Linked DNA regions of Mus musculus: region 2 is linked to region 1. The links are chromatin loops, found by intact Hi-C in ENCODE. Cell type or tissue: heart. All regions are shown on one strand. Each heading gives the region's core, and the rest is flanking DNA. Links, peaks and the distances in the headings are about the cores only. Region 1 overlaps Acvr1 (activin A receptor, type 1). Region 2 overlaps Acvr1 (activin A receptor, type 1).

Region 1 (12,736 bases), core at 5,302-9,301:
AGGTTAGACCAGACTGAAAAAGTGAGTCATGGGTACTTTGAGGCTTGCTGTACCTCTGTGAGTTGTGGATATTAAAATCTAAGCATGTCCCACCGTCTGCCTCCCGTTCAGCCTTTGCTGAGTTAGCAATCCTAATTCAGAAAACCCCTTTGGCACCTCTTCACACTAACCCAGGTTGCCAGATGAAATTGCCATTGTGTGTGTGTGTGTGTGTGTGTGTGTGTGTGTGTGTGTGTGTGGTGTCTGGGAGGGGATGTCCTTTTTGTTTGTTTGTTTTTGTTTGTTTGTTTGTTTGTTTTTTCAAGACAGGGTTTCTCTGTATAGCCCTGGTTGTCGTGGAACTCACTTTGTAGACCAGGCTGGCCTCGAACTCAGAAATCCACCTGCCTCTGCCTCCCAAATGCTGAAATTAAAGGCGTGTGTCACCACAGCACGGTAGGGGATGCCATTCTTAAATTATGAATTGAAAGTCTTCATTTATATTTGTGTGTTTGTATAAAATAAATACATAAAGGATTTGCTAATTCATTTTATGGGGATGTACCAGTTAAGGAAAAGAAATGCTGGGAGAACAGCGTGAGAGAGCCAGAATCACTGGAGGTTTTGTACTCAGTGCTAACTGGGGTTTGGCTCCTGGTTCCATATCAAAGATGGAGTTAGTGGTTATATCCCACGAATAGCCATTTTCCCTTGGCCACTTTTCTTTGTCTTGAGTGTTGAGAGCAAGGGTATGTAAACCATGGGTTTTGACATTTGATTGAGAAGAGTCACCAACAGAAAAGCAGTCCAGTCCCTAACTCTTATTTCTGTCTGTATAAATGTAAGAAGTATGTAGGAGGTTGTAGGAGACTTAGGGAGACTCTGCAGGAGTAAATGCTGATTAGGGTTAAAGCTGCTTCACACCTCTGTACACTGCACAAGTGGGTTTAGTGAGTTGAATTTCACTACATGTTAAAGTTACTTGAGGCTTCTTGCTTCAGGTGAAATTCTTTAGGTTATAGCCCAGACATCTGTCACACACTCTCTATTTTATCCTGTCAAAAACAAGAGACCTTGAGAAAGCAGTGTTTTTTCCTATGTCTATGGATATAGAGTTTAATTTAGGCTGCAACTTTGAAACTAGCTCTCACTAAGAACTTATAATTAGACTACAAAGTGTGCCTTGGACCATACAGTTATTTATGTGTATTGCTTTACTTCTTTGTTTATTGTGATGCTGTGGATGAGTGGTTCTCACTCAGTGGGCCATGACCCCTTCACAAGGGTTGTACAAGGCCATTGAAAAACATAGATATTTACCTTACGATTCAAAACAGGAGCAAAATTATAGTTATGACGTGGCAATGTCCTAGTTAGGGTTTTACTGCTGTGAACAGACACCATGACCACAACAACTCTTATAAAGGAAAACTTTTAATTGGGGCTGGCTTTTAGGTTAAGAGGTTTAGACAGCAGAAAGTAATTGAGACACTAGGCCTTGCTTAAGCTTCAAAGCCAAACCCCTAGTGACATGTTCCTCCAACAAAGCCACTTCTACTTCAATAAGGCCACACCTCCTAATAGTGCCACTCCCTATGGGCCTATGGGGGCCATTTTTATTCAAATCACCACAAGCAACAAAAATAATGTTATGGTTGGGAGTCACCAGAACATGAGGAACTATATTAAAGGGTTGCAGCCTTAGGAACGTTGACAAGTACTGCTGTAGGTAAATCTAGGGCACCTCCGGCATGCGTCATGTGCTCCTCTGTGAACCGTACCATCCATTCTATAGGCCCAGTGATGAGTGAGATTGTTACAGTTTGTTGTTATTTATAGTAGTCCTTATATACAATATGGTGACTAACTGTATTTGATTATCTATTATCATTCTGTGAAATAAGTCACTCTTTATCTTATTTTCATTTATCTCTTCCTCACAACACTAACTCTTCGTTCCCCAGCCCAGCATCAGCCAGATATACTTTTCAGTATATTAGGTATGTTTTTGGAAACGTGTGATTAAAAACCATTTACAGTGAAAGTGTTTGTGTTTTAAATTTGCACCAGTTGCCTTATTTCAGTCTTTAAAATACAGTCATCACATTCTTTTTCAGGTCACACACAAATCAATGTGATGCCTTTAACTTCCTCCACAACTCCCCTCCCCTATCCAGTTCCTTCAAAGAATGGTCACATGTTGGGCAGCATGGTTGACAGGTCTTGGCCCAGCTTCATCCCGTTCAAGAGTGGCAAGCATGTGTAGCTCCCTAGAAATATTACCTTTCAACTCTCTTTTGATAAGTGTAAACTTCTTGCTAGATTGTGTCAAATAAAGATGATCTCTTTGCTCATTAAAGGTTTTTCACTCATTAAACATGTCGGAAAGCTCTGGATTCTGAGGGTTAGGCTGGTGACGTACTTAGCACCGGCAGTGGCTATTTTAGATTTTCTGCTTTCAGGCATGTCTTTGCTCTGGGATGAGCCCCTTGTGGTTTTCAAAAGAACTCACAAGTCAATTATAAACAGAAGGACGTGTCTGTGTGCCTGCGTGTACTTACGCTGTGGGATGTAGCACCCACACGACAGCGGGCAGGGAACTATATTTCCACTTCTTTGAAGAGGGAAGAAGAAAGATTAGCAACAGTTTTCTTTTCTTTTTGAGATAACCCACATCTCTGTACACACCCACATAAATCTGTGTAAGTGAACTTGACATTTTTACTTTAAGGTCTTCTCTTAAAAGCACCACTACCTGATTTCCTTCTCTCCTCTTTCTTTCTCGCTTCCCCTTCCCCTTCCCCTTCCCCTTCCCCTTCCCCTTCCCCTTCCCCTTCCCCTTCCCCTTCCCCTTCCCCTTCCCCTTCCCTTCTTTTCTTTCTTTTTCTCTATCTGTGTCTTTGTGTCTCTATCTTTGTCTCTGTTTGTCTCTCTGTCTCTGTCTCTGTCCTGGCTGTCTGTCTGTCTCTCTCAAAAGACAATTATCTCACTCTCTGTGCCACAGACCTTGGACAAGCTCTGGGGGCTGAATTTCCTTGAGTAGGGCTTTGCTGACCGTGGCCTTGGCTAAGGAACAGCCTTAAGGACTGGCCTCTGTGCACACTCTGTCTTCCCTTCCCTTCCCTGCTGACTAAAAGTGTTGGAAGTAGCAAGTCTGAACCAGTCATCCCGATGAGGGAGGAGGGACGAGATGTGAAAGCGGAACTGCAAATGAGTGTTTTCAGAAGGCAGTTGGGAGGGCGAGGGGGTGATGGTGCAGCCTCTGCTGTGACTCAGCTTCTTGACATCGCCAGGGACTACCTGGTCCCTGGTGCTACCTGCTACCTAATTGTTACATACAGCTTTCTTCCCTTTGTTTGGGCCCTTGGACTGAGTGTTTAAAGCCAGTTTCCCCCCATGTTCTTTACCAGTTGACAATTCCTCTTTTTTTTTTTTTTTTTTTTCTTTTGTTTTTCAAGACAGGGTTTCTCTGTGTAACCTTAGCTGTCCTGGAACTCACTCTGTAGACCAGGCTGGCCTCGAACTCACAGAGATCCGCTGCCTCTGCGTCCCGAGTTCTGGGATTGAAGGCGTGCATCACCTCTCCTGGTTATCAGTAGATGATTCTTAAGAGCTATTTGTTAGAATTTTAACCAGTGCACAAACACAAGTGTTCTCATCACAGGTGGTGGTCTAGTGTCTAGCTGAACATGACAGTAACTCTGGTTTGTAGCTACAAACTCTCGTACAAGTGTGTTCTGAAGCAGTTAAGTTCTGAAACATCATTTGCTTACAAGTACAGAGCTAGCAGGAACTGGTGCTAACTGTTGCCAAGTATTTATTTAGGAGCCCCCCCCCCCCTACACTTTTTGTATAAAATAACTTTGCCAGGCATTATGTTGCCATCAAATATTTAGTTTAGATTCAGGAATTATGGATATGGGAGAGGGACTCCATGTCAGGAGTCTGGGCATCACAATGCCACTCTCTGTGCTAGCATAATCCTCGGGAGGATGGATGGATGCACAACGTAAGGCAGATACATTCATAGACTGAGATGGAGCTATTGTTTGAGTGACAATCTGGAGTGTAGACGCTGGTCAGAGTCGATGGTTCTGTGATTGGGTTTGGGGTGATCTTAGGGAAACCTGTTTGGATTTTTTTTTAACTCTGAAAGGGGCGAAGCTCATAGAACTGAATTGTTTCTCCTCCTCACCTCTCCTTTGCAGATGAGAAGCCCAAGGTCAACCAGAAACTTTACATGTGTGTGTGTGAGGGCCTCTCCTGCGGGAACGAGGACCACTGTGAAGGCCAGCAGTGTTTTTCTTCTCTGAGCATCAACGATGGCTTCCACGTCTACCAGAAGGGCTGCTTTCAGGTTTATGAGCAGGGGAAGATGACGTGTAAGACCCCGCCGTCACCTGGCCAGGCTGTGGAGTGCTGCCAAGGGGACTGGTGTAACAGGAACATCACGGCCCAGCTGCCCACTAAAGGTTCCCATGGCTCCTTCTATTACTAGATCAAGGGGTTTTGTGAGGGTTGCCCCAAGTCTGTGTGGGTTAAGGATCTGCGTAGCCAGAAGCATTCTTCCGACTTGCTGAGCCAGAGCTGCTGGGCCATGGAAGGTCACTCTGGGTGAGGAAGACAAAGGCATGGCCTTTGGGATTGAAAAGGAGAGTGATGTTTTGGGGAAAGTGAGTGATGTGACATGCATCCAGAGGAAGGGTGAAGGGGACGGATTCGCTGACTGCAGGTCATCACAAATGGGTGTATGGGGCATGTGTGTTTCGAGAGAAGTAGGAACACTAGCTTGGTGTCTGTGTGAAGTGCCTTTCCCTTGTTAAGAAGAAGATGAAGGAAGCCTTGCCCACCCTTCCAAATCAGATCCCTAGCCTTCTGAAACAGAAGTCAGATGAGGGTGTGTATGAGCCCTGAAGTTATGCCATTTCCCCTCATGTATTTCTTATGGATTCTGAACCCTTTGGAAGTCGGTCTTCCTCTGAAACTCTTTTTCTCATATGGTGAACTCTCATTGTCTTATCTCACATTACTGTCAATATTAATATAGGCTCACCCCAAGCCAAATTTATTCTTGTAATGTACAGTACCTCTTAATAGGTTTAATTATATGATTTTGTCCTTGTGGAAGAGGGAAAGCACAAATAGGATAAGAGAGGACACACACAGCCTTCATTGCTAGGACTGTCACAAGGCAGGAAGGAGGCAAGAGGCTGGAAACCAAAAGACCAATAGGTCACATGGCAGTTTTGAAGTTACTATGACCCCCTTTGGGTAGATAGAACAGGCTACATTGGGATATAAAAATAGGATCAAACACAAGGGTTTGAAAAAGGATTGGCTATTTGAGTAATTAACTCACAGGTCATTTCCTTATGCTCACTGAGTTAATCCTTTGCTAAAAGAAGGGATGGACAGGAAGAAACATCTGTATTCACACAAAAACCTTGCCAGCAGTGTGAAGATCCTCACGAACACATTATGCTGCACACTACGCAACACCTTTACTTATGTGTTGACTTGGTTGTGTTTGTGTGTGCGAAAGCGCAGGCACACATGGCCCTGCATTTGCACATGTGTGTTGAGCATGTCAGAGGACAACTTGTAGGAATTGGTTCTCTTATTGTGTGGGTTCCAGGGATCAAACTCAGGCTGTCAGGCTTTGCAGCAACTCCTGAGACCCTCTGAGCCCTTTCACTCTCCCAACACCCAGTGTTTTCACAGAAGACATTTCCTGGAAGGAATGTCCTATTTGAGAGGCCACAATATCTGTCACTTATTAAATCACTTTTACGAATAATTATACAGATGGTATGCACTATAGAGCACCGGCCTGATTCTCAGGACTTGGGGAGTTAAAGAAACAATATAAAGGAACCTTTAAGTAGAGAGTGGATGGCTGCAGGGAACTCTGAGACAGGTCAAGCTTAGGGAGGAGATCAGCGCTTTCTCACTGGGATATTACAGTATAGAGGCTGTTCATCAGGGCTCGTTGAAAAGCATCTTTGCATCTGAAGTCCACGTTCATAAGCGTTAACATCAAGGATTATGTGTCTCTTATATTTAAGAAGCTCTTAAGCATTCATGCATTAAAATACAGTTGATTCTTGGTGGAATCCTTTCTAAACCCCAGTTCTATTTAATTGATCACTTAAATGAGTGTCTGGGCCATTGTCTAAATGTTAGGAAGTATTTTAGTTGTGAATTGTTTTGATACGTGAGATGGTTTGGTCGGGATCAGGAGCCATTACCTAAGATATTGGTAAATAACAAAGAAAACTGTGGTCTCCACGCCTACTTACTCTTTTCTTCCCATTCTCCAGGGAAGTCCTTCCCCGGAACACAGAATTTCCACCTGGAAGTTGGCCTTATCATCCTCTCGGTGGTGTTTGCAGTATGTCTTTTAGCTTGCATCCTTGGAGTTGCTCTCAGGAAGTTTAAGAGACGCAATCAAGAGCGCCTGAACCCCAGAGACGTGGAGTATGGTACCATTGAAGGGCTCATCACCACCAATGTGGGAGACAGCACTCTAGCGGTGAGTTTGTGACCCCAGAGGGAGGCCTACGAATAACGAGATGGAGGTGGACACTTTCTTGTTTTGAATGTGCAAAGCCAACAATGACTATGCAGACATGTATGGTGACTAGTCACTGGGCTAAAAGCCAAGGACATCCGTTTCAGACAGGCACTTAAGGGATGGGGCTAGGAGATTTTAGTAGATCCTTGGTGGTGACTTTTCTTTGGAGAATGTGAGGAAAAGGGACAAAGAATAGTTGGTGGACCAGAGATTCAAAGAACTTGACGTGGTGGTCTTCAGTTACTCTATTTGTAACAACAAACATTTTTTTTAAAGGAAGCATCTTTTCATTATTATTAAGAAATCCTTTTCCCTTTAGATTATGTGCATCCGCCATAATTTAGAGACTTGACATCTCCAGAAGTAGCCATTAAGATTTTGATGCTCCAGTACTGCCCCCTTGTGGCGAGTAGTCGGCTGGTTGAACCAGGGTCCTCTAGTACAACTGGGCATAGCACATACAGAGTTTAAAATGCTTGAGTAGCCAGCTTAACAAGTAAATAGGGGGAAAAGCAAACCGTTTATACCTTTTATCATTTCAACATACAATAAAATTGTTGATATATTTGATAAGTTTTCAAAGTCAGTTACCTGGTGCTAGGAACCCCCCCCCCCCCCCCCCGAGTTTACTTCCTCAGCATAGAAGATGCTATTATTTATACATTTGGAAATTTCTTCCTGGCCCGTGAGGCGGCTCCGAGGGTAAAGATGCTCACTGCTGAGCCTAATGACCTAAATTTAATCCCCAGGACTGATAGGGTAGGAGGAGAAAACCAACTCCCACAAGCTGTCCTCTGACTTCCAAATATGTACCGTGGCAAGGCTTTCCCCCTACCCCCAACAAATAAGCAAACAAATATGTGCAATAAAAATTTAAAATTACTCCTGCATTTTAAAGCTATAGCACGATACTGTAAGTGTTCCTTTAGTTACTCTTCTAAACTTTTAGTTAACTCGGGGAAGTAGGTCACTCACCATAAGCAGCCTACTATAGAGTGCAGAAGAATAAAGTAACAGCCTTCTCCATGGATACTACATGGTTTCTCTGCAAAAGACAAAGCTCTGTGGGTGTTAGGTGCGAACAACACAACCAAATCAGCTCTTTCCTTGTCACAATCTAGCTAGTCGCAAGTCAATCAAGTTATCTTTGTAATGTGATTCAGAGCTGTTTAATGCTTTGCTCCCTCCTCATCCCAGATCGTCATGCCCGCAGGCTGGCTTCACTACCTGACAAGTCCGTAAGTGCCTGGGAATTCTGTAGCTAGGCTTCCTCTACAACTGCCTTTTGTTGCTTTTCTGGAAAAGATGTACGCTAAGCAGTGGTCATCTTTGGCTCACATGCTAGACCTGGGCAGCCATAGGTACCCCCTGTAGTCAGGTGTCAGTACGTTAATAATGCTGGATCCAGGCTGGGAACTGTCTTGCCCTGATTCCTGTCCCATCAGGGTTCTGTTTGAATGAAAGAGGAACAAGTTAGCCTGTGTACATCGTTTTGCATACCAATTTGAGTTGTGATGTGGTGGAACTGGGAGAAAGGGTGTACCTTGTTTCCATGAAATGTTTGTCCAGAAGTCTGGTTTAAGGTGTAGGGGAAAGGAGGTGGGGTTTATGAGATTTTTGTAGCAGAAAGACATGACGATGATTCCCGACAGGCAAAGCAAGATGCTAATGTAGATTAGTCAGAACTGTGTTTCTCCGAGCTGCTAGCATGTCTAATTACCAAGGGCAGTAATTGGAATATCTAGTGTAAATTACTGTTTGAATAGCTTTTAGGATTTTGAAATGGGAATGAAAGCCTGCGCCATAACAGTCTTCTCAACACAGCCCAGCCACGCAGCTGACAGAGTGTCACCATATAATGACACAGTAAGGAATAACGAGATGTCCTTATTTGCTTATTTAAACAATATGTTCATTTATGTGAGCTGACAAAGAGTAACCTTGCTGAAGCTCGCCCACGGCTGGGCCTTCAGAACTTGAGGTAGGTAGGTCTTTATTAGTCTTTGCTTGATTGCCTGATGCCCCATCTCCCAAATCTGCACACTTAATTAGAACCAAAACTATGCCTCATGGAAAAGCAACAGCTCAATGTGCAGAGGGTTTTTTTTTTTTTTTTCCCTCAAAAATAATTGAACGAATAGAGTCACCAAGCAGGGCAAGAGGGAATTGTTGGGGAGACACGAAGCCTATTTCATCACATTTTTTTTCTTCTTGATTATCCTTTTGTGACTTTTAGGGGTTCTGAATTTCTTATGTTGAGTGTTTAGCTTTTGGTAATCTTACTGATCCACAGTATCTCACGGTCTTGCTCCACAGAAAGGAGAGAAGATGAAATTCACAGAAATCTATGTGTTGCTTTAATGGGCCAGTTTATGTGTTGGGAAAGGAAGAACTTTGGGCTGGGTTAATCTTTCCACCATCACCATGGCTATAAGGCTGTCTGTGCCTTAGAGATAGTCCAGGCCGGGTCCTGCCGCTGGGCCTTTGCTGAGAGTGTGAAAGAAAACTTCATGAATGAACTAACTGGCAGCCTTTTGCCAGTATGCTCATTTGGGAAATCAATGTGCGACTCTGGTGTTATGTTTTAAGTGAAATATATATATATTTTTTTTCCTGTTTCCTTTCTAATTTGCAGTTCATATGGAAAAATGATAAGTAGGTGTTAATTTAGTGACCTGCTTGTTCATATATTACCTGAAAAAAATGAGAATCTTCATCCACAGAAACACCCACGCACACACCTATAAGTACCAATTTAATGACCCACATATTATTAGAATCTTTTCATTACAGATATTACACTTGGCTCTTCATAGTCCTAATTTGCTTGCTTCCAATTAGACACCTTTAGTTTGTAAGGCAACCGAAGTAGATCACTTGATAGACATTTAGTGGACATAGCAGAATAGATAATAGTAGACAATGCCCAGCTCTTGGTGCTCAAGTATCCCCCACCCCCATTCTTCCTACTGACTCCTCACGCACAGCCCCGTAGCCTTTCTAATGTGCGCGTTAGCTTAGCTCTGTTTCCTTCCTTGCATATTTGATTAGAAAACTCTATAGAGCTTAAGAAAGAATGACTTATCCATCAGGAAAACCTGCTGTAGGTTTCGCTTCTAAGTTTCCCAAGACATATAACTAGTCCTTTCAAAGGAGATTTTCAGGCATTTGAATGGGTCACATGTCCAGAGTTGCTGGAAATCCTGTGGGTTCCCACAGCATGTATTGCAGGACGCTGAAGCGGGCACTGTTGCTCAGTGATTTCTTTTTCTCCTTGTTTTACATCACAGGAACTACTAGATCACTCGTGTACATCAGGAAGTGGCTCCGGTCTTCCTTTCCTGGTACAGAGAACGGTGGCTCGCCAGATAACCCTGTTGGAGTGTGTCGGTAATTCTATGTTTCCCTTCCTTTTGGGCAGCAGGCAATGTTGGTTGTGATTCTCGAAGTCAGCCAGGGCTTGGAAAAGTCTGCTTCTTGTTGCTTATTATTGCTTCCTCATTAAATGCAGGAGGTGCCAAGCAACCATGTGGTTATTCCACTTCAGGGGGTGTGAGACAGCCATGGGGGTCTCTGTTCTGTGTGACTCACGGTTGAGAGCTTGCTGAAGTTGTGGTAAGAGAGTCATCCCTGACTAGAACAGACAATGCCTAGCGTGAATCCACGAGGCTGCGTTGAACAGGGGCTGACTGATCTGAAGGAAATGGGCTTCTGGATAGTAAGGTCAGTTGCTGCGTCTTCCCCAGGATTCTTAGCGTCTCCTTCCTCTAACAGGAAGAGTGAGTATGTCAAGTTACTGTGTATCAATTAGACACAAGAGCTTATGAAAATATACATTTAAGAACTCGAGTGAACCTTACTATGTTTTTTTTTTAATTAAGTGCTTAGTACGAAGACCTATATACATTTTGATAGCCTTTCATTTTTCTCCCTATGACATAGTGTAGGTCAGCATATTAATTGTGAAAAAAATTGTACTCCTTTATCCGTTAAAATTTCTAAAAAAAAGAAAAAAATCTGCTGTTGCTGCATGTGGGTATATGACGTATGTGTGTGGGTGTGTGCACGCCACAGCACACGTGGACTTTGGAGGACAGTGCTGTAGAGTTGGTTCTCACACCGTACCTTTATATGGGCTCTGGGGGTTGAACTCATATCATCAGGCTTTGCGGCAAGCGCTTCACCCATTGAACCACCTCAGAGGCCCACCTTCCTTCATTGTTCAGAATGCACACACCTCGTCTGGTGTTGGGAATTATCAGAAGTACTTTAAAAAGCGGTGCAACGGTCAGTTCGGCTAGCAGGTTAGCAGAGATGCGTGAAAAGGATTTGGCACACATTCTTTGGTCTTCTGAATTGGCAGAATGAATTCCAGGAATTGTGAATTTTTGGGTCAGGCATGATTTAAGAATAATAAAATGATGATGGTGACGGCGGTGGCGGCTTCATGAATTCCATGAGGCTGGTACAGAATGCTCTTCTAGCTTTTGAGACAGGGTCTCTTCTGGCCCAGGCAGACCCAAAACTCGGTATCTAGCCGAGAATCGTCTTTTGATGCTCTCTCCTCTCTCTCTTGAGTACTGGGGGTTATTATAAGTATACATCCCTATGGCCAAATAGAGTTTTAAAGTCCTGATTTTCAGGGCTGAGGGGATGGCTCAGATAATAAGTGCTTGTTGCACAAGCATGAAGACTGGATTTTGATCCCCAGTGCCTATGTAGAAAAGCTTGCACAGTGGCATGTATGTATGTGCCTATAGTCTCAGTGCTGGGGATGCAGAAAGGGCAAGATCTGTGGAGTTTGCTGGCCAAGCAGTCTAGGTTTATCTGTGAGCCTTAGGTTTAGTCTGAAACCTGTCTCAATTAAGTAAGTGACTGAGCCAAACACCCAGTATTAGCGTCACGTATATATACGTAGCTGCCCTCCCCTTCCCATTCCCCCCACACATGAAGGACACACTTTATTTTACACTTGATCTTAGCCAAAAGGCCGAGAAGCGATCACACTTTATTTTAAATACAATCCTCAGTTTCACTATTTGTATGTGGAGTGTAGATATTTGCAGGTAGCATGACGGGTTTTGTCAGCTTCTCATTGAGATGGTGTGTAGGAATGCCTTGTATTGTCTCACCCCTTCTGGTGAGCAGGCTTTTTGGGTGGCTATAGCAGCTCCTGCCTTCTGACAGTCTGTTTGGCGGACGCTGTCGCAGGCTATTTGATCACATTGTGAATCAGAAAAACCCTGTGGTGGTGTGGCTCAGCCCTAGCACACACCTTTAATCCAAAGAGCTTTCTTCGAATGGAATTATAAAGTCAGCCACAGGTCAAGAGGCAGGGCAAGCAACCAGTTGACAGGGAGTGAACATAGGAAAACCCAGGAAAGAGAAAGGCGGGTCTTTGAGTTGAGGGGTATCTAACTATATCATGGAGGAGAAAGAGCCTTTTTTCATCTGGGACATGGTGAACTAGGAAGGTCAGCCGGGTGCTTTCTCTGCCTTTCGGAGCTAGCAGGCTTTCACCACAGCATCTGGCTTTGGAGTCTTCATTCGGGATACCAAATGTTTGGGATTTTGTTTTAAAAACAACAGGAAGCAGCTGACCATTATGAACTGGTCCCTGCGCTTTCTGCCATATGAAGGAGGAACAGTGTCAAATCTAGTAGTAAGATCTGCAGTGGGCAGCACGGCTTGCCTGTGACACACAGGGGCCAGCAAAGGAGCTGTGGTACCTTTTCCCCAGGTCTGCACCTACTGTTCCTATTTCCCATTCTCTGCAGCTCCACCACAACTGACTAAGACTAGAAAGAGATGGAGAAACAAAACAAACAAAACAACAACAACAAAACAGAGGCACTCAGCACCCACAACCAGAATGGTTGTCTTGACGTCTAACTGGCATCCTGTTTGTGTATGAACAAGGATACCTGGGTAGTGATGGCAGGCAGCAGAGGGGCCATGCACCTGCTGCTCCTGTCTTCTTGCCCCAACAACCCATCACTCACAGATAGTCCCACATACCTCAGAGACTGGCTCCAGAGTCTTGCTCCTCTGAACTGTCTACAGTGTCGCACTCGATAGATGCTCTTCAACATTTTTCACCACTGTAAATTTAACTATTGCATTTTGGGGGTTGACATTAGAGCCTGGTGGGTGGAGAGCCTGTTCAGAAGTTTTTTGTTTTTG
Region 2 (12,736 bases), core at 5,274-9,273, 55 kb before region 1:
CAAGGTGATGACTGTGAGTTGGTGAAGAGTTAACTGGGACCAGCGTAGCAGAGCTAAGAGGTGCAAGAAAGGGGGTTTCATTTCAGGAAGATTTCAGAGAAGAAAAACTTAACTTGAATGTCAGAACAGAATAGAAACATAAAAATTAATTTGCTATTGCTGCTCTGCCAAGTTATGACATTTTAAAGCTCAAAACACAAGGGTTTGTTCCCTTACAGTTTTGTGGCTTCTCAGGAGGAATTTGCTGCCTTGGGCTGGTGGCCCCTTCTGTTTGTAATGGACTTTTTTTTTTTTTTTTTCAATCTTTGCTCCTGTGGTCTCTCCACTTTCTCCCTGTCCCCCTCTTAAAGGGAAGCTTGTGGTTATATTTAGGGCCCACCAGGATAATCTAGGATAATCAGCTCACCTCCAAATCCTTATTTAATTGCATCTGCTGAGTCCCTTGTCAAGTAAACAGCACTCCCAAGTTCTGGAGTTAAGGATGTGGACATCCAGGTTTTGTTTTTCAAGGATTTTTCTTGACAAAGGGAAGGACTATCAGATACTCAGAGCTAGCTCATTCTCCTTTTTAGTATTATATTGATATTCCTACCGCAGCACATCATGGATTTATTTTCTTGAAGGACCGCGTCTAGTGCCGTTTCTTCCTCTAGCTTACAAGCTCAAGGTCCTGTCCTCTTCCTATCCCAAAGGCCATTTTCCTTGCTATCTCTTGCAAACTTGATGACTTCTGGTGATAGGAGTCAACTCTATTCAGGTTCTAGGAGTCAGACACTGCCAGCAGGGCTGTGCTCCAGGTGTGTGACTGCAGACTCCTTTCTTGTTCTTTCCAGCTTGATCCAGTTTTGCGTGACTTGTGACTGGATAACTTCAGTCTGGACCTCCCTCTTCACAGTCTCTTTCCTTCTCTCCCTCCATCTTCTGTAAAGACCCTGTCATCGGCGGACTTAAAACCCACACAGATAATCCAGGATCATCTCAGCCCCAGATCCTTAACCTAATTAGCGTAATTAATTTGTAAAGACCCTATTCCTAATAAGCTCCGTGTAAGTCAGGCCTGTTGTGGCTGTGGCGGATATCTGAGAGAAACAAGTTAAAGGGGGCAACTTGTTGACTGTGGCTTGTGTGTCCAGAAACAAACAGAAGGTTACTTCTGGGCTTAGTTTCTTCATTGCAGTCTCATGGCATCAAATTGTGAATCCATCAGTGGGATTAATCCATGGAGGAAATCAGCCCTTGTAGTCATATCTCAAAACCTTGAACCCCTATTTGGGGCCCAAGCCTTGAGCACCCAAACATTTAGGGGGCCTCTTCTATGAATGAAGACATACCATGTGCCCTAGGAAATAGAATATGGACATGCCTTCTAGGTGACACTAATGACCACACCCACACCACCTTAGCCTGAAGTCACGGAGTGTTTCTTTGACTGGGGTACCCACACCACCTTTTGTTTGTTTTGTTAATGTCTTGTCTTCTTCCTTTTTGGTAGGAACAAAGGAGCTGCCCCCGTGTCACCCAGCCCTTCAGTGGAAGTCTGGAAAAGGAACAGAGGTGATATTGCAGTGGATGAGCAGAGAGAAGCCGGGTAAGCTGGCTGGGACGGTGGCTTGGGAGGTCTGCTGGAAGAAGGTTGAGGCCTATTGGCAGGTAGACTTGTCGCGGTTACTTGAGAATTTGCTGCAGCATCTGCCTCTTGGAAATCTTTACTTTCACTGGAATTGAATCATCCTTGCCAGTGGAGTTTGGCTTCATCCTCCTCAGTGTGGGGATCCTGTCCACCATCCCCAGAAGATGCTTGCAGGTTCCTGAAGATGATCTCCCGCTGTGCAGTGGAGGCTGCCTTCAGGTCAGGGAGGGCAGCCAGGCATTCATAGGGGATGGTTGTTTTATTTCGTGTCTCCGCATGCATAGGTGCTGTGTATTGCTTTCCTGGGAGCATGGTTCTTCGGCTGCTTTGCTGATTATGCTCTGCTTTATTTGGTTTAATTTTAAGGTTATCAGTGTTTCCTGTTTCCTCTTGTCCCTGTCTTACTTTGAACGGATGCAGCCATTCTAAATACTCTTAAAGCTATAAAGTGACACTGGAACTTTCTTGAACAAAAACATTTGAAGGTGGTGATTCATTTTAGCCCCCCCCCCCTTTTGTTATTTCCAAATTGGTATTTAGTGATCAATTTCATCTTAAGTTTTATTATAATAGACAAATCCAGTGAGTGGTAAAGTCCTTGTAATGTAACCATTACTTAGAGTGACAGTGTCCCATCACAATAGACACGCCCATAAAGTGTTAATCCTGTGCTGAGGTGTCCCAGTGGAGAGGGAATTGCAAAGGCATATAATGCAGTGGACCAAGTGGCCTGGAGTGTTAGCATTGTGGAGCTGGCCTGCTGTTCTACCACACCTTAGCAGAGTGATATTGGAGGAGTTACGTAAGTACTGGGAACCTCAAGTGTTTTTAGCTATAAAAAGGAGATAACTCATTGTACCATGGTGTATATTGGGAGGATTAAGGATAATAATTTGTAGATAAATCGCTAGCACAGCAATGTTTGGTACCTGAGACTCTTCAGAACTTTGTGTCTGCTAGTCTTTCTTATACAGGAGAAGTTGAGGCAGAGGCACATGATTTGGGGATGTTACACATGGCCTCCTGCAAGACTCTGACTTTGCTGGTGCTCTCTGGCCTATGTCAGTCATGGCAACAGTGGCTATGGGTAGCTATCCTGTTACTTTGCAGTTGCCTCTCTGATCTGACCCACTTGATACACTGAGGTCTTTTTTGAGACTCTACGTGCCTTTCCGTTGAGGCTTCTACCTCCAAACTCAATAGGGCTAGCTGGTTTAGAAGTGTTTTGATTAGCATGAAATTCCTCCCCCTCTGCTCCCACTTTCTCCCCCCCCCCCCATGTTTTGGAATGCAGGAGCTCACACCCATGACATTGTGCATACTAGGTAATCCTCAGCCTAAAATGATTTAAGGGATAACTGGTGAAGCCCGAGACGTTTATTCTGCATTGTGGGGCTTCTGTAACCTCGGTGTGATTAAACATGTTGTCCTTTGAACTAGGAAACCTGGAGTTCTCACGGAGAGTCTTTAGTAACAGGTGAATTTCACAACAGACCTCTGCCCAGAGTGACCATTCTCATTAAAAGGTTTCTGTGTGGATGATATCATTTCTGCTGAGCCTCCCTGAGTACAGTATCATTTCTGCTGCTTTACCGGAAGTGAGAGGATACCAAAGATACTTATAGCATCTCGATGGGAAAGTGCATGAACATGTGGGTAGGACGGTAGTGAACTCAATGAGCCCAGAATGCCCTCTGCACTCTGTGAATTTTATTGCTAGCATGATCCTTGCTAGGAGCAGGAAGTTGGTTGAAGAGATCTGTCTATACTTGGGAGCAGCAGCGTATGAGCACTTTGGAAGGTCAATGTAAGGAGCGTTGCCTTTGGCTCTGTTTGCTTGTTTGTTTATAAAAACACTATTCATAGCCAGGGATATTTCTATAGAGTGGTTCCTTGTAAAAGCCAAATATACTCTGGGACTCTGTGATTGTCTTAAAGGAGAAGGGCAAGCTTGGTCTTTTTCCTCTTCTTCCCCTTCCAGCGGCGTTGACCATATTTATATTGTACAGCTTATTCTCAGCCAAGGATGGACAAGATAGAGGTTAGACGTAAGGCCTTCCATGGTGCTGAGTAGGCTGTGTGTACATCTCCTATTTTTGCCACGCCTGGTTGACTTTCTTGGGAGAAAGTCCTGGCTGTATTTCTGTAACCACCGGGGGTGGGGGGGTGGGGGGCGGATTGTGGCGCAGGCAGGTCTGCAGCCACGAGGATATTTATAGTTTGCTGTGAGTGGCTGGGAGTCCACCCTGGTCTGCATATTCCTCTGTCTGACCATTCTGGATGTTCTTGATCTGGACCCTGCCCTTGTCTGCCAGACAGTGGTTAATGATAAAGTGGACGGCTGCAGGATCCAGTGAGTGACGGCCTTGGCAGCTCATGGCATGCAGGTGCGTGTGCTGTGACCGGCTGGAGTGGCCAGCAAAGTGGAGCTGTCCTCTCTACTGCTCTGCTCATGGCTTCCAGGGGTTCCTAGCCTCCTTGTAGCTGGTCTTATTGACATGGACTGTGTGATCTGAGATTTATTCATTCATTTATTCATTTATTGATTGATTGATTGATTGATTGATTGAGACAGGGTTTTATTTTGTAGCCTATGCTGGCTTTAATCTTATGATGTCTCTTCTGCCTTAGCCGTGTAAGTACTGGGATTGCACCACTCCAAGCCTACACACTAGGTTCCAGTCGATTTTCTTTATGCCACTTATTCCATTCGAAGGTGTATAACACCAAAGGAAAATGCAGATCCCGAGCCTCCCCGGCTCATCTCTCCATGAATTCAGGTCAGACATCTAGACTTGCTTTACAGAAGGGTCTGAATTAGGCCGAACGTCCCATTGCCAGCTTACAGCAGACAAAAGAGCTTCAAGGAAATGTTTGATTTTCGTCCTGGTTTTCATGAGAAGGTAGAAGGTTTGGATGCTGTCAGAGGAGAGAGGATGTATATGCTTAGTTTGCATCTTTGTGAGGCCTCAAAAGCCCAGGGAGGGTGACCCTGAGTGGCTGCTTCAGATCTGGGATGATCAATGCTCAGCAAGTAGTCTCCCAGGAACCTGTCCCCACCTCCTATTGCCCCACCCCCACTCCCTGTCCTGGTGCTCACATTCTTCCTCTGTCAGACTCAGTCTCAGACAGGATTTCCCTTTATGATGGCAGGGGTGCCGTGGCATAGTCTTCCGCATTCAAGCATCCCGAGGAAACCAAACTTCTTCTTTTCTAGTTGCCCCAGTAAAGCAACTCACCATGGGTGGGCCAGTCTAGGCCACATCCTACCCCAAATCCAGTTCAGTGTGCATGCTGGTTGATGTAGTCTTTCAGCATGGACTCAGAAAAGGAGCTCTTGGTATCCCAGGTTGGCGTCCTTACTGGAGAACCTGGGGTGGGGGTTGGACAGCGGTGGTGGTGGGATGCTTCTTTAAAGCACCCGTTGAGACCCTTCTTTACCACAAACGAGCACTAGTTTTGGGTCTCTTCCATTTTGTTGCCTTCTGAGAAGTAGTAATGTCTTCTGGGTAAGTCTAATTTTCCCCAGAAGCAGAGAGCTGAAGGAGGTGCTGCTGGTCTGGGCTGACACAAGATGTCAAAGTATCAAAGGATGCTGTGCTCGGTGGCTCTGTGCTGTGAGATAGCTTGGGGAGCGCTCACACTTTACCAGTACATCGTAGATTGGTGTGAGAGGGCTGTTCCCCACAGGTTGTGTTTGTCTCTGAAAAACATATGTCCCAATTCTATGTGGCCATTCAGATTCATTTCTGGTGACTGCCTTGTCACCTTGGGGCTGGGGATCGTGGAGGACAGGCTGTGTTTTGGCAGCACTTCAAGCCTGGAGCAGCCTCCTGCAGCCAGCACCATAAGCTGTATAATTTGTCTACGGAGGCCTATGCATTATAGAGATGAAAATTCCTTCCCTGACAGCATTCATTGCTTAGCATGCAGCAATTTGGCTGTCAGAAACAGCTGGCCCTGCAGGGTGGGACAATAGAAAGTGGAGAGCAGAGAGAGGCCAGCCCTTACTCAAGTCTCCCACTGTGAGAGGATCACGTTACCTTATGGAGACTATCATTAGGCCCAGCTTCCAGGGAGCACCAGCCTGTAGCTCAGACCCTCGGTGACTTTCCCTTCCTCTTTTCTCCTGAATGGAAACAATAATAGAAAAAGGAAGAGCGAATGGTTAACTTTTGCCGAGACTCTGATGTTCAGTTTGGGCGTAAATGAGCATTTCTGGGCAAGCAAACACTTCTAACCTTACGTGGCTGGTCATAGAGCAGTAGAGACACTGTAGAGTGGGCGGGAGGGACGGCTTGGCACCTGTGTCTTGGACTTCTTACATTTTTATGTCCTGTTTACTTAAGGTCAGTGTTGGAGGGACCTACTCTTGGGTCCCCGGAAGCCCTGTTTGAGCTGGCAGTACATACAGGGCAGGGCACGCATGTTTTTCTGACAGCAAGACTAAGGGAAGGGACCAAGGGCTGCGTGGCGGCAAGCTCCTCCACCAGTGTGAACTGGAGTGTGGCTGGCTTTGTGGGCTCTCCCGTACAAAGCGTGATCTAAGGAGAAGGGCACTTTAGCTGAGAAGGAGACAGCGGTCCATGGCAAAAGGATGTATTATCTGGGTTTAATGACACCAGGTTTTCCTGTGAGTTCCTACATTACTGATGGACTCACTGTGATGTCTTATAGACGGTCCTTGTATTTACCCTTTCTGAGGAAAAAAAAAAACACTTTAAAAAAGAATCTTCTAAACATTTTTTTTTAAATTGGACTTCTTAGCAAAGATATTTCCAATATATCATTTTCTCACCATTTCTTTCTTCTGTTTTTTAATTTTCCTTTTGCTTGTTTTTTAAAGAAATGCTGGTACATGTCAAAATGGCAATAGCCTTGTTACAGTTCAACGTGATACTGGCTTGTCCCAGTGAATTTTTGAGACCACCAGCAGCGTTTCAGACAGAGGTCCAGGGTGGCTCAAGAGAAGTTTGCCTGTTGGGGATTTATTGGTTGTTCAGTGGAGTCTCGAGCTGTGCTGTTTCACCTTTCCCTCTATATCTGTTTCCTTCCTACATGATAGAGCAAGAGTTTCCCAGATGTTGTTTGGATTAAAGAGCGTGTGCGTCTGGGGGAGGGAGAAAAAGCTTTCTTAATGATAATAACAGAGTCAGACTGGCTGGTTCTGTACTGACAGGAAAAAGGGGAGATAAAAACTCCATTAATGGTGTGTGCACTGCCTAAGTAGCCAATAAAACAAGGCTGGCCTCACTGGAAGCCAGGCCCAGATTGGCAGCGCTTGGTGCCAACTGCGGGAGACGACAGCTGCAAAGAGGGAGGAAGTATGTCCAGCCAGCAGCCGCTATCACTGATTGGCTAGGGGGCGGTTCTATTGTTCCTTTCCCCTCCCCCTCCTCCTCCTGCTCCTCCTCCTCCTCCTCCTTCCTTTACTCTTTATCCTCCCCAGTCCTTTCCCCTCCATTCTCCCTCCTCCTCTTTTTGCACAATTTCCACGACGAGCCCCTCTTAATGTTCACTGTTCCAGAAATTGAACCACATCTGTTTAAAACTTAATGGTTACTCATAGAATGAAGCTGGTTGGCAGATTTAAAACTGTTTGTCTGGGTTAGTTCAGTTTTGTAACCACAGACATGGATATAAATGCTATTAAAAAAATCACACACTCTTTAAAGCTTGATAGAAGAGTCACAACAACACATTACATTGTGTCCCCTTCCTGGTATTGTTGAATCTCCCTGTTCAAAGCACACAGTACAAAAAATATCTCACTGATGGTTTATAGCTAAAGGTGCTGACCCCCAAGCCGGATTACTTGAGATGGATTCTGGGCATTTACCAGAGAACCAGACCACAAAGGTTGTCCTCTGGCCTCTGTAGGTGTGTTGTGGTATCACACAGGCCTGGGTACATGTGATGTGTGCGTGCATACACACACAGACACACAGACACACACATACATGCGTGCGCAAGCGCACGCATGCACGCAGTAATTAAAAACAAAAAAACCCCAAAACCAACCACCCTTTTGTGTCATTCTAGAAGATAATAGAATGATGTCAAACATTGGTCTCATTGGCACTCATTCTGCAATCCTTAGTCTTGGCTCACATGAAGCCTCCCTTAGGCACCTTCCACACTGGGCTCTGTGTTGAGGGGACAGGCAGCCCTATCTCTTCAAAAGAGGTGACTAAATACCTACCTGTTGCCTGTAGGTTTCCAGTCTAGGTTAATTTGCCCCTTTTCTGTTTTGAAAATACTGGGATGTTGGTGTCCTTAGCTTCATTTTGTAGGTAAAAGAAACACGAACAAACCCCCCAGTCACAGAGTCTCCTCTTCATGGTCATGGCGGAATCTGGAAGGAAAACATTGTGCCCACAGTTGGATATTTTTGACACACAGTTGCAGTGGACACCAGTGAAGGGTGGATGTCCCCCTGCATACTGCCTGAGGATGGGGACCTAGGACCCAAGAGTTTAAGCCTTTCTGTTGCAAGAGGATAGCAGTTGAGAAGAACAGGGCACATACCTAAGCACCCTGGGGGAGATAATTCTGTTCTGGTAAATATTCTTATGACGTGTGTGCACATGTGTGCATGTGTGTGTGTGTGCACATGTACACATCACGACACACCTGTGGAGGGCAGCAGACAATTTGTAAGAGTTGGTTCTCTCCTTCCACCATGTGGTGTCCAGGGATTGAACTCTGATTCTCATGCTTGGTGGTAAGTCCTCTTTACCAGGTGAACCCTTTGGCTATCGCTAGGGCAGGTTGATCTGGAGGAAAATACCTGGTGATATGCTCACTTAGTAATGAGGCTCATTTGTTTATGCCCAGGAAATATCAGGCAGGAGGAGACTGCGATTAGATACAGAGGGAGAGACAATTAAGGACTACTTTGAGAGGCAGCCCGTCTTTCTTCCATGGGAACTGCTTTCTGACTATGAGCTATCCCAAGGTTTCTGGCTGTAAACCTCTCTTCCAAAGGCCACTCGCAGGCTCCACCATGAGGGCTAGCACTGCCAAGCATGGCTTTGTTTATCTTTTGACTACAGATGGCAAAGTAAGATCTGTGAACAAACTGCTCTTTTAGACAGGACCTTTATGTTAGGCATCCTTGGAAAAGTGTGGAACTTTTTCCTCCTGTAGTTTTTATTTAGATGGCAAACCAAAGGGGCTGCTCTGAGGAAATGTAACCCGCTGGCAATTAATATTAGATAGTGAATGGCCTTTGACACACCACCGTAGCTCTTCAGTGCAGATTGTCTAAATGTCAGGACATGACTATCAGTTTTGTATGTTTCAAGATCTTGGGTGAGTTCCAGATGTGATAGTCTGTCTTTCTATACTTTATAGACATTTAAATGGGTTCAAAGTATTGCTGGTAGATGTGTGTGTGTCCATATTGATGGAGAATAGTAATGTGTGTTGAAGACCTGGCTGGCTGGCTGGCTGGCTGGCTGGTGGGGCTCTGGTTTCAGTCTTCTGTTTGCTGGCCGATGCCAGGAACCTGAATAGGGCTGGGGGACGTGAATAGGAACACACACGCAGGGGTTATTAGTCTGAAGGGTTGCCTTTATTCTGCTGGTAAACACTCCTGGTCGAGGGATCGTTGCTCTTGCCATTGTTTTTAGCCCAGCTGTGGGCAGAGCTGGGTTGCAGTCCATTGTGAGACTCGCCAGGTGATTTATTATTCATAGTGGAAGTGAAGATGACCCAGTAGGGCTGAGTCAGCACCTGCCTCTCCATGCCTTCTGCCGTGGCTCTCAGACTGGGACAAGTCAGCAGAGACAGGTTGGAGGGACTGCCAGGGTTTTTTTTTTTTTTTTTTTTTTTTTAGTTGGTAAAAGTGAAATCTATTAAGGAAAGGAAGGAAATGAGTGTTATAAAGGTCAGGGTTATGGTCACGGGAGTGTCGGTAATGGTGATAACTCACCTTGAAATGGCGTTTCTTCCTACCAGGCTCTGTTCTGAGGGCTTTATATGTATTAGCTCACATAATTCCTATAATAGCTGTGCCAGGCAAGCATGAGTTTTAATCTAATTTTACAGATGAAGGAAATGAAGACTGTGTAGTCAGTGCCTATGGCCTTCGAGGCAGCAAATGCAAGGCTGGGATTCTAACTCCGGCTGTCTGGCTCACGCTGGGTTTAACTGGTATCGGGGAGGGGAAGGGATTATGACAGGAGTGTGCAGTGTGCTGGCCATTTCCTTGGGAAAGGAAACAAAACATGAGGATCTTACTGTGTGCTCACATGGTGGGAACTGAAAGGCAGCTCCAGGGAGCACCATTTATCCTGCATAGGCAGGCACTGAACCTATGAGGTCCCTCGCTCTTGCTGCTCCAGGCCTCTCTCCTAATATCTAATCACACTGGTATTAGATTTTAGCATGTAAGATTTCTGGAGTTCACAAACATTCAGACCACACCATTGACTGGAAAAAAAAAAACCACTCATAATTCAATGTATGTGTATGTATGTATATCCATATATGTGTATTATATGTGTGTGTGTATGTATGTGTGTATGTATGTGTGTATATGTGATATATGTGTGTATGTGTATATATGTGTGTGTATGTGTGTGGACAATTATGTCTGTATCCATGAATTCATGGTGTGTATGAGGAATGGTAGTGCAGTGACTGGGTGTATGAGATCCTGGGTTCCTTTACCAGTGAACCCCAGAGGTGGGAAGCATTCATATTCTTCTAGAGAACTTCCTTGGTTATTTCCAGTGCAAAAAAAAAAAAAACACTTATAATTCAATATGAGTATGTGTATGTATGTATATCCATGTATGTGTATTATAAAAACATGAGGATCTTACTGTGTAGAATATGGGTATATTTTATTTGTGTGTGTGTGTGTGTTTATGTGTGTATGATTGGAAAGTCCATCCAAAATTATATTTAAAATAAAAGTTTCCAGACACGACTGTGGCCATACTCTTTATGTACCCAAAGAGCATAACAATGGGAGGAAACTTCATAGTGTGTTAAACCCGCTTAGGGCTGGTGATAAGTTCTAAGAGGCTCAGTAGAACCAGTGGTGTGTCTTGTCTTAAAATAAGCCTGGCTGCAGGTCACTGTAGGCACAGGAAAGACAAGTGCTCCAGGTCAAACTCCAGGGACGACTGTGGGCCCTTAATGCCTTCAAAGTTAAACTGAGAAGCTCGCTTTTTCTTTCCTGCCAATGCTAGAAGAAAATGAGCCATTCTAAAACCCCAGAGATTAACACTCCCCTTTGGGACCTAAAGAGTAGAAAGGCAAAGTCTGAGAGACCAAAATGCTCATGCAACGAACTAGGGCTTAGTCTTCTGAAACAGACAGCGAGTTTTTCTAAGAATTGTTGACAGTAGTGAGCGATAAACACAGGGGCTGCTAAGGTTATTTCCTTTCTGTAGCCATTGTACTTTCATGTCCTGTCTTTAAAGAGTTAAATTATGTATGTATGTATGTATGGCTGGGTATGTGCTTGGGAATATGTTTGTGAGGGGTGCCCACAGAGGCCACAGATGAGGTTAATTACTGGCAGTTGTAAGCTGCACAGCATGGGTGCTGGGAACCAACTCAGATCTTCTGTCTGAGCTGTACAGGTTCCGAACCACTGAGCGTGTCTCCAGCCCTTCACATCCCATCTCAAGGGAAGCAGTTCTGAAATTATGACCTGTATTTTGCCCTGCCCATCTCAATGAGGCTCTACTTTCTGCCATATTCCCATATAGCCACTGGGAAGGACCAGCAGGCTCCATGCCCAATGACCCTGCTGTTTTGGATAATCCTTGCCTGAGTCCTTCTCTTCTGCCTACTAAACTCAGATAGTCTCTGGGCACCCGGGACTGGAGGACAGGGGAAGCCAACTTCTGCAGATGGTGCTGGTTAGATGTTAGATTCTTTCTGTTGGAACTTCATGGAGAGCATTAGCACCTGGGGAAACATTGGGATAACAGATTATTTCTAGTTTTTCTTGAATTAAAATATTGCATTTTGTCTGATGGTCTTGTGGATTAAACCTAGGCACTTAAACCCCACCCCTTGCGTTTCTTCTTAGACTCAGGTATAGCATAAAGTTCACACACACACACACACAAACACAGACATACACACAAACACACACACACACACACACACACACACGCACACACACGTTTGTGTCTTAGGGTTGCTATTTCTATGATGAAACCCCATGATCAAAAGCAACTTAGGGAGTTAAGGAGTTTTTTTGGCTTATGTATCTTGAATCACAGTCCATTGAGGGAAGAAGCCAAGGCAGGAGCTCCAAGTGGACAGAAACCTAGAGGCCGATGCAGAGACCATGGAAGAGTGCTGTTTACCGGCTTGTTCCCCATGGCCTGCTCAGCCTGATTTCTTAGGGAACCCAGCACAACCAGCCCAGGGATGGCCACACCCACAATGGGCTGGACCCTTCAGTATCAATCACTAATTAGGAAAATGCCCTACAGGCTTGCCTTCAGCCAGATGTCATGCAGGCATTTCCCCCCTTAGGTTCTTTGCTCTCAGATAACATGAGCTTGTGCCAAGTTGACTTAAAAGTAACCAGTTTATACAAACGCATGTAAGTTTTTTGTTTTTCCAAAATCATTGGACAAAGAGAGACCACTTTTATTAAAAACGATACGAAAACCTTTGTGAAGTTGGTTGTGATGATGCATACCTGTATAATCTCAGTACTTGGGAGGCTGTAACTGGAGGATTGCATGTCTGAGGCCAGCCATGGTCATGCAGCAAGTTCAAGGACAACTCAAGATACATAATGAAACACTCAAGTGACTGAGCAGTCACTCAAGCCAAATCACTCTGTGAATGAGGTTCTGAACTGGAGGGTATAACCCTTGCCTGGCATGCATAAGGCTCTGGGTGAATTCCTAATTTACATTAGTCATTCTGCCACCTTTGGGAATTGGGTTATTGATGGTAAATATAGATCGTTCCTATCAATTGTCAGGTAAGATGCGTCTTCAGAGACTCGACATTGCAAATGGCCAGAAAGCCAGAGCTTCAGCTCGTGCTGATGTAAATTAAGCACAGGTGTGGAAGCTGGAAGCTTGTGATGAAGAGTGTGAATGTCGCCAATAGCAGGCA

What was found. Hi-C counts contacts between places; a loop is a spot of excess contacts. Peaks named below come from ENCODE experiments on the same cell type or tissue, not always from the same donor. Only the 100,000 strongest peaks of a DNase experiment are listed, where the experiment ranks them.
Region 2: a loop joins it to region 1, with 2.4 times the contacts of the local background. A loop is called at or near these places in 3 of 42 quality-filtered maps.

The regions. Positions count from the first base shown.
Region 1 is chr2:58,471,380-58,484,115 of GRCm38, reverse strand. Acvr1 (activin A receptor, type 1) reads left to right here. Exons shown (of 12, transcript NM_007394.3): 5 at 4,188-4,451; 6 at 6,300-6,511; 7 at 9,844-9,943. Among named protein-coding and RNA genes, the nearest start is that of Acvr1, 89 kb to the left of the region's middle. In heart, for the core only: a CTCF peak has its summit at 6,956 (motif pointing left); a DNase peak (open chromatin) is centred at 6,955.
Region 2 is chr2:58,526,630-58,539,365 of GRCm38, reverse strand. Acvr1 (activin A receptor, type 1) reads left to right here. Exons shown (of 12, transcript NM_007394.3): 2 at 1,493-1,588. Among named protein-coding and RNA genes, the nearest start is that of Acvr1, 34 kb to the left of the region's middle. In heart, for the core only: no CTCF peak of the experiment used is centred there; DNase peaks (open chromatin) are centred at 5,555, 5,795 and 6,915; H3K4me3 peaks cover 515 bases; H3K27ac peaks cover 3,525 bases.